Linked DNA regions of Homo sapiens: region 2 is linked to region 1. A link is a contact called in ENCODE Hi-C or POLR2A ChIA-PET data. All regions are on one chromosome and are shown on one strand. The core of a region is the stretch at or near the end of the contact, and the rest is flanking DNA. Distances in the headings are between cores, read along the strand shown.

Region 1 (6,072 bases), core at 1,207-3,706:
GCGGGGATGGGCCGGCGGGCCTGGCTGATGGGGCGGTGGCAGGTGGGGCTCCTCCGCAGCATGCTGAAATCTGTGGCACCTGTGACCCTGCTAAACATTTCCCTTTTCTGCTTCTTGAATTTTTAAATTTTTTATTCATTTTATATTTTAGAGACAGAATTTCATTCTGTTGCCCAGGCTGGAGTGCAGTAGTGTCATCGTGACTCACTGCAATCTCTGAACTCCTGGGCTCAAGCGATCCTCCTGCCTCAGCCTCCCGAGTAGCTAGGCCCACAGGCACTAGAGATGGGGTCTTGCTATGTTGCTCAGGCTGGTCTTGAACTGCTGGGCTCAAGTGATTCTCCCATCTTGGCTTCCCAAAATGCTGGGATTACAGATGTAAGCCACTGCACCTGGCCACATTTTCTGACTTTCGCAGGCAAGAGCGGGAGAGCTGAGTGCAAACCTCAGCATTACAGACATCTGCAAGAACTTTCCAGCAGGCTGCTGGCTTCCTACGGCTAAGTCCCTTTTCCCTGCGGTAGTGGTGGTCTCTGATCCACAGAATGTCAGCTGTTCAAGTGGGAAAGCCTGGGCCCAGAACTGAGAAAAGGCCTTTTCCAAGTCCCAGAGTGAGCTGCTAAGTGAGATGGAACAAAACCTTCACCTCTGGCTTCTTCTCAGCCAAGCCCACATTCATTTTCCCTGTTTGACATTTTTGACTGGAGGTTCCAACTAAAAATAGTGACCCAGTTACACACAAGGACTAGGAAACTCACCCTCCGGCCCTGGTGGCTGCATCATCTCGACTTCACTCTGCGGGGCATCCTCCACAGACCCATCCCTCTCCAGCTGCCTCTGCAGTGTCAGGATGATTGAACACAAAAGGAGACAGTGCTGAGACATGCCAGGCTTTACCACAGCATTCAAAAGGATTCAGCATTCAACCTCCAGCCTGGCCATTCAATGCCAGATTATCAGCAGCTCTGAAGAAGGAGCTCAAGAGGCTTCATCAGGAGTGCACAGCATGGCCTGAGCTGGTCATGAGAGTGAAGGTCCCACCATGTGGGCTGGGTGATGGGGGAGCACAGAGAAAGGGGGTGGGGATGGGGTCACGTTGAACTAGGCTGGGCAGCAGCCTGTTTAGTAAAAGTCAGTGGGCACACAGAGCTAATGCCTGATCTTTTCATTCAAGACCACAAGGTCCCATCAGGGGTTCGGGCGCCCAGTGTGTTAGGAATTCTCCTTAAAGGTGGCCCCAGCCCTCCCAGCCTGTCTTCCCCGAGCATACCTGAGCAACATCTTCATTGCATTTTAGTCCTGAGATGGGGAAGGGACCCTCTCTTAGGGGCCTAATGAGCCTTCCCAAGCATGAAAATAAAGAAAACTCCTGCGTTCCTCGAAGGGAAATTCCAGGCACCTAGGTAGGCCTGAAAAGTAAGTAAGCAAGAAAGCAATCGTCACCTAAAGCCAAGGAAATAAGTCCAGAGATTTTTGGTTTCTCTACAGAAATGAAAGATAACATCTCAACATATGTCCCTGAGTTCTTTCACACACCCAGACCCCACTGCAGACCCCGGTGGGATTCGCTGACAGGTAGACCTCGGATAAGGGGGAATTGCAGGCAGAACTCTGACCACACTGTTCTTTGTTTTAAGTTTATTCCTGAGAGGCTTGGTGGGAGTCACCCTGTCCCCTAGCCAGTTAACATGTTTTTCTGCTGACCCCCAATTTTTAAACAAAGCTTCTCTTCCTTAACTAATTGCAAATCAGAAAATCTTTGAATCTACCTATGACCTGTAAGCTCCTCCCCTTTAAAGATGCCCCCACCCTTTTAGGCCAAAATCAGTGTGTACCCTCCATATATTGATTTCTGATTTTGCCTGTGGCTTCTGCTCTTCTGAAGTTTACCCCTATATATATATATATATATATATATATTTATTTATTTATTTATTTATTTATTTATTTATTTATTTTCAGTCTTGCTCTGTCTCTCAGGCTGCAGGGCAGTGGTGTGACCTCGGCTCACTGCAACCTTTGCCTCCCAGATTCAAGCAATTCTCCCACTTCAGCCTCCCAAGTAGCTGGGACTACAGGCGTGTGCCACCACACCTGGCTAATTTTTGTATTTTTAGTAGAGACAAGGTTTCACCATGTTGGCCAGGCTGGCTTGAACTCCCAACCTCCAGTGATCTGCCTGCCTCAGCCTCCCAAATTGCTGGGATTACAGATGTGAGCCACTGCACCCAGCCTACCCCTACCTTTAAACACCTTCACCCTCAAGCCATGTGGGAGGTCAGGAGCTGAGCAGTAGCTTCCAGATCCTCCTTGCTTGGTGCCCTGCAAATAAACACTTTCCTTTTTATTGCTGTGAAAACTCGGTGTGGCTGTCGGGTTTTACTCACCTAGCGAGTGGACCCCAGTTCGGTTCTGTAACAGTGCCTCTCAGCGCTCAGGGCTTCCTGAGGATAACGGCTGCAAAGCTGCTGTCTCCCTCCCCAGGGCTAGCTCAGGGTCTCGTGTCTGAACCACATGCTTTGTTCTGTCTGTCACAGTTGTTTTTCTATATTAGAGGAGAGGCTGCTTCCCACCTTCCTACTTACATTTGTGGGTGTCCTCCCGAGACCATCCCACACTTTGCTTAAGGCATGGGGCTGGGCAGGAGAAAGGCGAACCGTGAACTTCTAAAAGATCCATCTGCCCCCACAATTTGGAGCTTGGGGGATTCTCTGACTCCATTCCTTTGGGTGAGGGGAACACGTGTTTAGTCAACACTGTCCTTGTTTAGCCAACATTTGCTTTCAGAAAAGTACATTTCCCATGGAGACTTTTATTCCTAAGCTTGGTTGTCCCGAAAAATCTTTTCTCCTTTTTCACCCGTTAAGCAGAAACAAAAATGCATTTCTGCAGGGAATAAATCATTTGCCTGGAGGCCGAAACTCTAGAGGAAATCTGTCCAAATGTTCATTTGCATATTCGAGCTTTTAGCATTCTCCTCGTGTCTCCGAACTGGAAACTTGGGAGAAGTACCGACTCAGTGTTCCAGCACAGCGTTTTATGAAACCCAAACCAAGCTGATCAGTGAATCAGTCACCCAGAACTGTTTCCTCCCGGGAATGAGCTCTGGGAGCTAACCTTGAACCAGGAAGACAAGATGAGGAAGGAGGGAAGGAATCACTGGATTAGAGCCGCCTCTGTCACCCGGTGGCTGATAAATTTTTTATTTCTCTGAGGCTTGTCTTTCTTATCTGTAAAATGGGCACACTTTGTTTTCTTCCATCCAAGTATTGATCAATCCAGAGCCTGTTTAGCTTCTGAGATCAGATGACACCAGGCACGTCCATGGTAATATGGCCATAGACACCTTGTTTTCTGAATTGAAAACAGTTTTTTTGTCAGGGGCAGGGGAGTCACATTTTAACCTTTCTGAAGCTGCTGCCGCTTTTTCAGTGGACCAGCCGTCCTCTTAACAGGCTCCTCCTGCAAGCCGCTTGTGTTGAAATAGCAGGGCCTTCCTTTGGCAGAGGAGGGCAGGGAGGGGGAGCTGGTGGCTGCCTCCAGCTCTCTCTCTCTCACAGTGAGGATGCCACACTTCCCCAAGACTGCTGCCCTAGAGTCCCAGGAGTTGGTCGCATTCTCTCCCTTGCTCATGGGTCCTGGCGTGGATGCATCTCCAGACACCCGGATATTTCCAGGGCTGGGTGATGTCCTCCATGCTGGCGTTAGATTCCAAGATAAGATTCCAAGGTAGATTCCTCCCACATCTACTCCTAACTCCCTGCACTCCAGGTGCATTATGGGATGTTTGTAAAGAGCAGTTCTGGAGGCCCTGGACTCTGGTTCCATTCCAGGACCGGTCACCCATGTCTTTGAAGTGGAATTCCCCCACCCCTCTCCCCGCCTCCCTCACCCCTCTCCCCACCTCCCCCACCCCTCTCCCCGCCTCCCCGACCATGCACCAAAGATGGCTGGGGCACCACAAGGATGTATTTAGGAGTGAAATGACACGATGTTGGGAATTTGCCTTAAAAATGTATGTGTATGGGGCAGCTGAGAGAAGAATGACAGAAACACGTAATTGTTAAAAATGAGGATTCATTATATTATTTTCTCTACTTTGGGGAGTGTTTGAAAATTTCCGTAATTGAAAGTAAAAAATAAAATGAAAACTTATGAACAGAGAATTGAATGGAGGATGTGTGTACCCCACTGGCATTGATAAACAGCTCTTGCTTAGAGCAGGGTGGTCCAGGATATCATTTTTCCAGGCTTCCGAATCCAATTTACTCATTAACCTAATTGTGGACTCATTGCAGGGTGCAGAAAACCAGGGGAAGAGCTGGGCCCGGGGAAGCATTTTGCAGGAGACAACTTAGCCTTCTGTGTGTCACCCTCTCAGCTCGGGGTTCCCCTGCCCCTTGGGGTGTCCCAGGACAGAGACATAGAAGGCAGCTTATGGGGGGAGGTCACCTCCTCCATGCCCACCTTCTGCTCTTTCAGAGCTCCAGCCCCTGAAGAGGGCGAGGATGTGATGATGAGGATGCTGATGGCTCCCCTAGTCTGAGCACCTACTGTGTGCAAGCCCCCAGGCATTTCAACTACACAGCAGCCCTGTGAGGTGGCCCCTGTCACCGAGGCTTACAGGGGTAGAGTTTGAGGCCTAGAGGGACTGAGAAGTGGCACTTGGCAGTATTGAAACCCAGTTCTCTCCGGTGGCTGTAGGCTGAGCTAGGGTGAGAATGGTCTTGGCAGCCACAGCTCTGAGCCTGCCTCAGGAGGGAGGGAAAGAACATGAGGACTCTCCAGTCCCTGGGGTTCCCCTGGCACCATGGCTCTGCCCCCGAGAGAGCACAAAGTACCTTACAAGTCTCCCTGAGGCTACAGGTGAAGGCTGCTAGTGAAGGCCCCAGCTGTGGCTCCCTCAACCAACTAGTCCCAGGGATACCTGCATCTTCCGTGTGTACCTCCCTGGGGGCTAGTGTTCAGAAAACCCTCTGAGAAGAGACTCAGATGGTTTGAACGTGCGCCAAGAACACCCTGGCTGTGTGGGCCATGTCTGACTGCCTCGAGCGAGACTGATAAGCTCTGACATTACAGGGAATTACATCTGACCTGACACCCATTAGGAAATAGTCATAAAAATCTCAACACCGTCAACAGTCCTCACTATGTCCTGATCACCCGCCAAGGCTGACGGCTGTTATTCAGCAGTTACAGGGCGCTTTATATTTGCAAAACTCAGACAGGAAAGGTTATTGTGCATTCTCCTCTGTCTTATTAGGCAGTCAGGAGCTGCCCTGGGAGAGAGGTCAGCCAGGCCTTCAGTGGCAGGGTGGTGGCTTAGAAAGATGCCTAGGGATGGAGCCTGTCACACCCAGGTTTAAGTTCTGATTCTGACAGCTAATGGCTGTGAGACCTTGGCGACTCACTTTACCTCTCCAGTTCATAAATGGGAAATGACTCTCCATACTCCAATAATTTTGTTGTGAAGACAAAATGACCTCATTTATGAGCAGTAATGTGCCTAAGCCTGCGTATTACTTTCATGTTAGATGTGGGAAAGCTCAGATATGATTTAGATGTTTGTCCCTCCAAATCTCATGTTGAAATGTGATCCTCAGTGTTGGTGATGGAGCTTGGTGGGAGGTGTCTGGGTCATGGGGGCAGGTCCCTCATGGATGGCGGGGTGTGCTCCCAGTGGTAATGAGTTCATGGGAGCGCTGGTTGTTGAAAGGAGCCTGGCACCTCCTCCTCCTCGCTCTCTTGCTCCCTCCTCACCACGTGGCACTCCTGATCCTCCTTTGCCTTCTGCTATGAGTAAAAGCTTCCTGAGGCCTCCCCAGAAGCCAAGCAGATGCTGGCACCATGTTTATACAGCCTGCAGAACCATGGGCCAAACAAACCTCTTTTCTTTGTACGTTACCCAGTTTCAGGTGTTCCTTCATAGCAACACAACACAAAATGGACTAATACATGCTCTTTATCAAAATGAACTGATAAACACACGTGTCTTGCCCTTGGGAATACACAGTGCAGCAGGAGAAATAAGACATAAACATGTGACAGTTTTTATTAATTGCAAGGAATTTA
Region 2 (6,072 bases), core at 1,444-3,943, 97 kb before region 1:
TCTGCATTCTGTGAGCCAGTCTAGCAGGTTAATTGAACCCAAAGAGGGGACCTTGGAAACCCCAACTTCTGACCAATTGGCTTCAAGTTGGGGGTTCCCAAGACCTCCTCTTTGGGTTCAATTAATCTGCTAGAATGGTTCACAGAACTCAGAGGAACACTTACTTACATTTACCAGTTTATTATAAAGAATATTTCAAAGGATACAGATGAAGAAATGTGTAGGGTAAGGTATGGGGAAAGGGATGGAGAGCTTCCATGCCCTACCTGGGGTGCACCATCCTGCAGGAACCTCTGTGTGTTTGTCTATCTGGAAGTTTTCCAGGAACTAGGAGAGGAACTCTGTTCTTATGGGTTTTTACAGGGGCTTCATTACATAAGCATGATTGCCTAAACCACTGGTCATTGGTGATCAACTTAACCTTCAGCACCTCCCCACTTCCTGGAGTCCCAACACTCTAATCCTGCCTTGGTCTTTCTGATGACCAGCTTCTCTCTTGAAGCTATATAGGAGCTCTCAGCCATCAGCCAATTCATTAGCATACAAGAAGACATCACTTGGAAGAGTCCAAGGAATTTAGGAGTTGTATGCCAGGAAATGGTGTCAAAGACCAAATATATATTTTACAACATCACAATTAGCCTGCCACAATTTCATGGACATTGGCAGAGGACAAAAGACTCCTAGGTCAGAGACAAAGAACTTTATTACTCACAGAAATAGCAATAGCCCAAGTATCAACATTTTCTTGTGCTAGTTTCTTGAGCCCTGACTCCCACATGGTGATGGAAAAGCCAGGTGACATCTGCACACTCAGTGGACGTGTTGCAGGAGAGGAGCTCTGAGCTTTGAGAACCTGGATCTTTTATGTTGGGCAGTAAGCAAACCTAGCCTTTGCTCTAGAGGGAGACATTCTCTTTACCTTCCAAGGCTGTTCACTATACAGTGATTCTTTTTAAGATTGTTCTGAACAAAGGCAGCCAGTCCCTCTGCTCACAAGACATGCAGAAACATGAAAGACCCATAAGGACAGGAATATTTTATGTCAACCCAATGACATAATTTTCTTCCCATGCACCAATGAGGGCTTCTGCAGATTGTCTTTTGCAGTATAAAATGTGACTCGTTTACTTTAGATGCTCTGGAACAGTTGAAGAAAACAAGAAATAAGGCAGACTGCAACACAGACTAGAAGGTCATGCTATCCCTTCTCTAGCCAACAGTGGAAAATGACAGGGGAAGTAAGCCACGCCTGGGGCTGTAAACATACCAGACAAGAAGAAACTCAATTCTGGAACGAGGGTAGAGGGCTGATGGAGACTTCATAAAGGGAGAAGCTGAGAGAAGATGGCCTTCAGGGAGACAGGAGTGAAAGGAGATACAGTGTTTTTACTGGGGGCCAATGCCCAATTTTTCACTTAATTCTGTTTATTTTGAGTTTTATCACTGGAAACAGAAAGTTCATTGAATCATCTCCAGGATTCTAAGAACAAGGGGTCATATGGGCAGGAAAGAGCTCTCCCCACCGCATGCTCCATGCAAACACCTTCAGGTAGGAGGTAGGGGGATGAATCTCCTGCAGGGAGGCAGTGGTTGTGATTCTCTTGGTATTTATTCCCCCTTTTCTTCAAAAGGATGGAGAAAGACAGAGAAGTGCAGAGACAGTGCCACAAAGAGAAGGAGCTGCTAAGTCACACCTGGCTTGAAGGGGGCTTTCTTGGCTCCCATATTGTTGCTGCACACCTAGGATTCAGCCTAGATCCAGTTACTTGCTGCACAGAAAGCCAATCACTGAAACAATCAGTATTGCCAGGGAAGAAAGGCTTTGTTGTGGGTGACACCAGCCAGAAGATGGGAGACAAGTCTCAAATCCATCTCCCTAAGTGACTATTGTCAGGGGTTCATTTAAACAGGAGCTGATAACAGGCAGCAGGTGGCCTCACCACCTGGATACAATTATCTGGAAAGCTTTAGCTCCCTGACACTACCTGGAAAGCCTGATGGTCAGCTTCCTGAAAAAGGAAATCGGACAAATGTAAATTTCTCAAGCTTGAAGACTGGGAGGGTCAACTTCTACATTTATTCAAAAAACCCACAAACATCAGTTCTATGGGAAAATTGGGCCAGTTTCAACAGATGGGCCAGTTTCTGCGGACAGCAGCATCTGAGTCAAACACCAGGATAGGGCTCAGCAAAGCACAAGAGTGGATGACAAATTTGCTTCTTGACATGATAATTCACAGGTAGCTGCAAACTCCTGCAAGAGCCTCACACATCCTCTTACTGGGAATCTGAAGGCCAGTTCTGGACCTGTTGAGTAGGAAGAGGAACATTTGGAGATGCCCACCCAAGATTCCAGACTTGAGAGACATGCTAGCCTCTGCAGCCTATGTTTTCAGAAAGCAGCAGCATGGAGGCAGGGGTGTGGACCACCCTGTCCCTGTCTGGCCCTGGGACTTAGAACCCCTGCCCTTGGCGGTAGGCATGTTCTTCCATGTGAGACATTATATAACATTCACCAAGGCCCAGTGGCCTCAGCTCCATGGGATCGGAGAGGCCAGGGAGCTGTGAGTCACACTTGCCTCAGAGCTGGGTGGGGCTCTCCCACTCAGCGGCAGGCAGCGTGCATTCCCATTCTGTTGTAAGCAGTGCAGCATGCCCAGTCACACTGCTTCCCAATAATCTTTCATAACAAACATCCAGGGCGTTTCAAGCAGTGCCAAGTGGGCTCTGAAGTGGAAACAGGGAACCTGCTCTGAAGCATAGCAGCTCTGCCACCTTCCCACTCTCGGGGCACTGCAGGGGGTGGTGGGGGGTTAGTAAATGGATGAACACCCTTAATTGCCTTGCCTGTGGGCCAAATGTGGTTAGTGAGAAATAAGCTCCTCAAATACAACATGCTGGAGCTGGATTTCACAATCAGCTGTGATATGGACATGAGTCCAGAGAGGAGTGGTAGGGCAGGGCCGGCAGTGGTGCAGGCACAGGCGTGGCCTTGGCTGCCCACTGGACTTCAGGACAGCCCTCCAGCCAGCAGCATCATGGGGGCAGGGGGATCAGCCCATGCACTTTGGCAGTTAGTTTGAGGAGTTTCTGAGTCAGCGTACTAAGAACATTTTATTTAGTGTCACCGTGTCCGAGGTCAATGGACTTTCATGGTTATCTCATCTTACATCCCTCTTTCGTGGTTGGAGAGACTGAGGTCTGGGCAGACAATTTAATAAAAATAATTCAGTCACAGCTGTCTTTCTTTGGGACTATCCCCATTTAACAGATGGAGAATGAGGCTTGCTGCAAACCTGCCGGTCAGTGAGGGGCAGAGCTGCGACCTCAACCATCAGCCTATGGAAAACAGATATCTGCCCAGTTCCTGGGATCTGTGCTTGTCTCAGTCCATGTTCCTATAAAGGAATACCTGAAACTGGGTAATTTATAAAGAAAAGAGGTTGATTTGGCTCATGGTTCTGCAGGCTGTACAGGAAGCATGGTGCCAGCATCTGTTTCTGGTGTGGCCTTAGGAAGCTTCCACTCAGAGGGGAAGGTGAAGGGGGAGCCGACATTTGCAGAGATCACAGAGCAAGAGAGCAAGAAAGGAGAGGTGCCAGGCTCTTTTCAGCGACCACTTCTCACAGGAACTAAGAGTGAGAATCACACCAAGCCACACGTGGGGTATCCACAGCCATGACCCAGATACCTCCCGTCAGGCACCACTCCCAACGCTGGGATCCAACTTGAACATGAGACTTGGCAGGGCCACAGGAGTGCTCCTGAAACAAATGTGACATAGCTGGGCACCCGTTACAGGCTGAGCACTGCTTTAGGCACTCAGGTGACGGTGGAAAGTAAGATGGAAAGATCCCTGTTCTCACAATTTCCGCAGAAGTTACAAGGAGATTTGGTTCCTGGGTGCCAAGGCTTGGCAGTGTTCGAGGATACCCCACAAGGTGCCATCTGTAGGTAAGGCAACAGTAATTCCCTTGAGGACTCAAATTTACAGAGATCCCAAACAGCATACATTTGAGAGACATTTTCTCCAGACAAAGAGGATGAGAAGGAGAATATCCCACCCAGAGATCATACTCAGAACTTAGGAAACAGTTCTTCTCATGTTATTGTATTTAGATGGTTAACATTCTTTGTTCTTTCTCGTTTTTCATCTACAGTGTCATTCTCATCAAGGGAGCATCTTTCTCCTCATTAAAATAGGAGGGGAGATATTCAGAAAGATATTTAATTTTACAGTGCAGGGAAACAAATACTATTTATTTATTAGTATAATTAGGACAAGAGACAAAACATATCTCAGATGTCTTTGAGCCTTTTATTGCTGCAGATATTGTCTTTCAAAACATCTGAAAATTAAGCCATGAAGCAGCATTTACATTCCCCCAATTACCAATGGGATGAGTTTCCCTGGGAAGGAGAGGGGAGTGGGGAGCTGCTGCAGCTGGATCATATGCACTTTATTCATTAGGCAGTAATAAGAAATTTACCATTTTCCATAAAGGGGCTATTTCAGATCCCACCAATCAATGAGCCAGGTGGGAAATTCTGCACCCGTATTTGCATGAGGGAGCAGAGTCACACCTCAAATATTTAAGCTAAAACTCTTTAATAACAGCATAAAAGCAGAGCAGGTGTTAAATTACTGCAGGATTTGTGTTGTCATCCCAGCCCAAATGTGGATGCTCCTGAATGACTGTGACATTTCTGCCACGGGGAACTGGGTGACCCAGTCCTGCTAAGTCTGGCTGGGCAGGCTCTGGGGCCAAGGTGATTGAGGACTATGCATAAGAAAAGAGAAGTGCACAAGAAAAATCCCATTCTTGAGGAATGAAAGCTGACGGTCATGCCTCTGGCTGCTCTGCCTACATCATCCAGTCATACCAAGAACAGAGGACAGTAAGCTTCTGCACATGTCAAAGATGGTTTGCATCAGATGTGCTTATTTTGTGTGGCAGCCATACCTTCTTCTGGTAAAAGGATCCCTGGTTCCCTTTGGTTCCCTCTGCTCTGTTGCATGCAGGCTGGCTGCAATTGTCAACCAGGGCACCCTGCCACTCTCACTGCATTAGGCAAGGAATAGGAATGTGACAAAAGACAGCCCAGTTGGCTTCTTTCTTGGGACTTCGACTCTCAAGGTACATGAGGCAAGGATGAATAGAATGGTTAGGGTTGATGAGCTGCCAATTAGCCCCGCCTGCCTGGGTCCCTGGAGTGGCCCCTGTTTCTGTTTCTTGCATGTCTCTGTCTCGGTGTTCCTTTGATTTGATGCATTCTGTAATATCTTCCCATTAAATTTCACTTTTGCTTAAGCTAGCCAGAGTTGATTTCTGTTGCTTGCAATTAAAAAACCTTGACTGATATAAAAATAACAGCAGCAACAACAACAGTTGCAGATGTTGTTTATTAAGAGCAGAGCTTTATAAGATGTTACCTCATCTAATGGTCACAGAGTCAAACTAAAGTAGGTATTATTATTGCTATCTTATAACATGGAGTATTCAGAGTCAGAAGCAGCCCAGGCCCAGTGGTTCTTTAAAAGCCTGGCTTGTGATCCCAGTGAATTCCTCTATATCAGTCAGAATTCCTCAGAGAAACAGAACAAGTAAGATAAATATGTGTAGACAGATAGGTAGGTAGATGTGTGGATGAATGGATGAATGAATGAATAGATGGATGGATGGATAGCTAGAGTTATATATATAAGGAGAGATTTATGTTGGGAATTTGCTGACATGATTATGAAGGCCAGGAAGTCCCACCATAAGCCATCTGCAAACAGCAGAACCAGGAGGGCTGGTGGTAAAGTTCAGTCTGAGTCCAAAGCCCTGAGAACTGGGGGAGCCAATGGTGCAACTCCCACTTTGAGACCAAAGGCCTGAGAACCAAGGGGCACTGTCGTAAGTCCTGGAATCCAAAGGCCCAAGAACCTGAAGCTCCAATGTCTAAGGGCAAGAAAAGATGGAGGCCTAAGCTCAAGAAGAGAGAGAATTCACTCTTCCTTTGCTTTTTTGCTCTATCTGGGCCCTCAATGATTGGATGATGTCAGCCCACCTTGGTGAGGGCAGA

The links. Hi-C counts contacts between places; a loop is a spot of excess contacts on that map. ChIA-PET counts read pairs that join two places held with the same protein, here RNA polymerase II (POLR2A).
Region 2: a map of vagina shows a loop between it and region 1 (2.7-fold over the local background). The contact joins the enhancer-like site here to the promoter of LINC01532 in region 1. A Hi-C loop is called at or near these places in 2 of 168 maps with a recorded cell type or tissue (endothelial cell of hepatic sinusoid and vagina). POLR2A ChIA-PET finds 5 or more read pairs at or near these places in 2 of 52 experiments (OCI-LY7 and PC-9).

What each region holds. Positions count from the first base shown.
Region 1 is chr19:28,998,939-29,005,010 of GRCh38, reverse strand. It overlaps LINC01532 (long intergenic non-protein coding RNA 1532), which reads right to left and starts at 2,456. Exons shown (of 5, transcript NR_040036.1): 1 at 2,388-2,456; 2 at 1,271-1,409; 3 at 759-837. It also overlaps the pseudogene RNA5SP470.
Region 2 is chr19:29,095,937-29,102,008 of GRCh38, reverse strand. No RefSeq gene overlaps it. Among named protein-coding and RNA genes, the nearest start is that of LINC01532, 96 kb to the right of the region's middle. Within about 2 kb of position 2,693, at least 11 of the 41 ENCODE cell types and tissues checked have a DNase peak (open chromatin) inside an H3K27ac peak, as active enhancers do.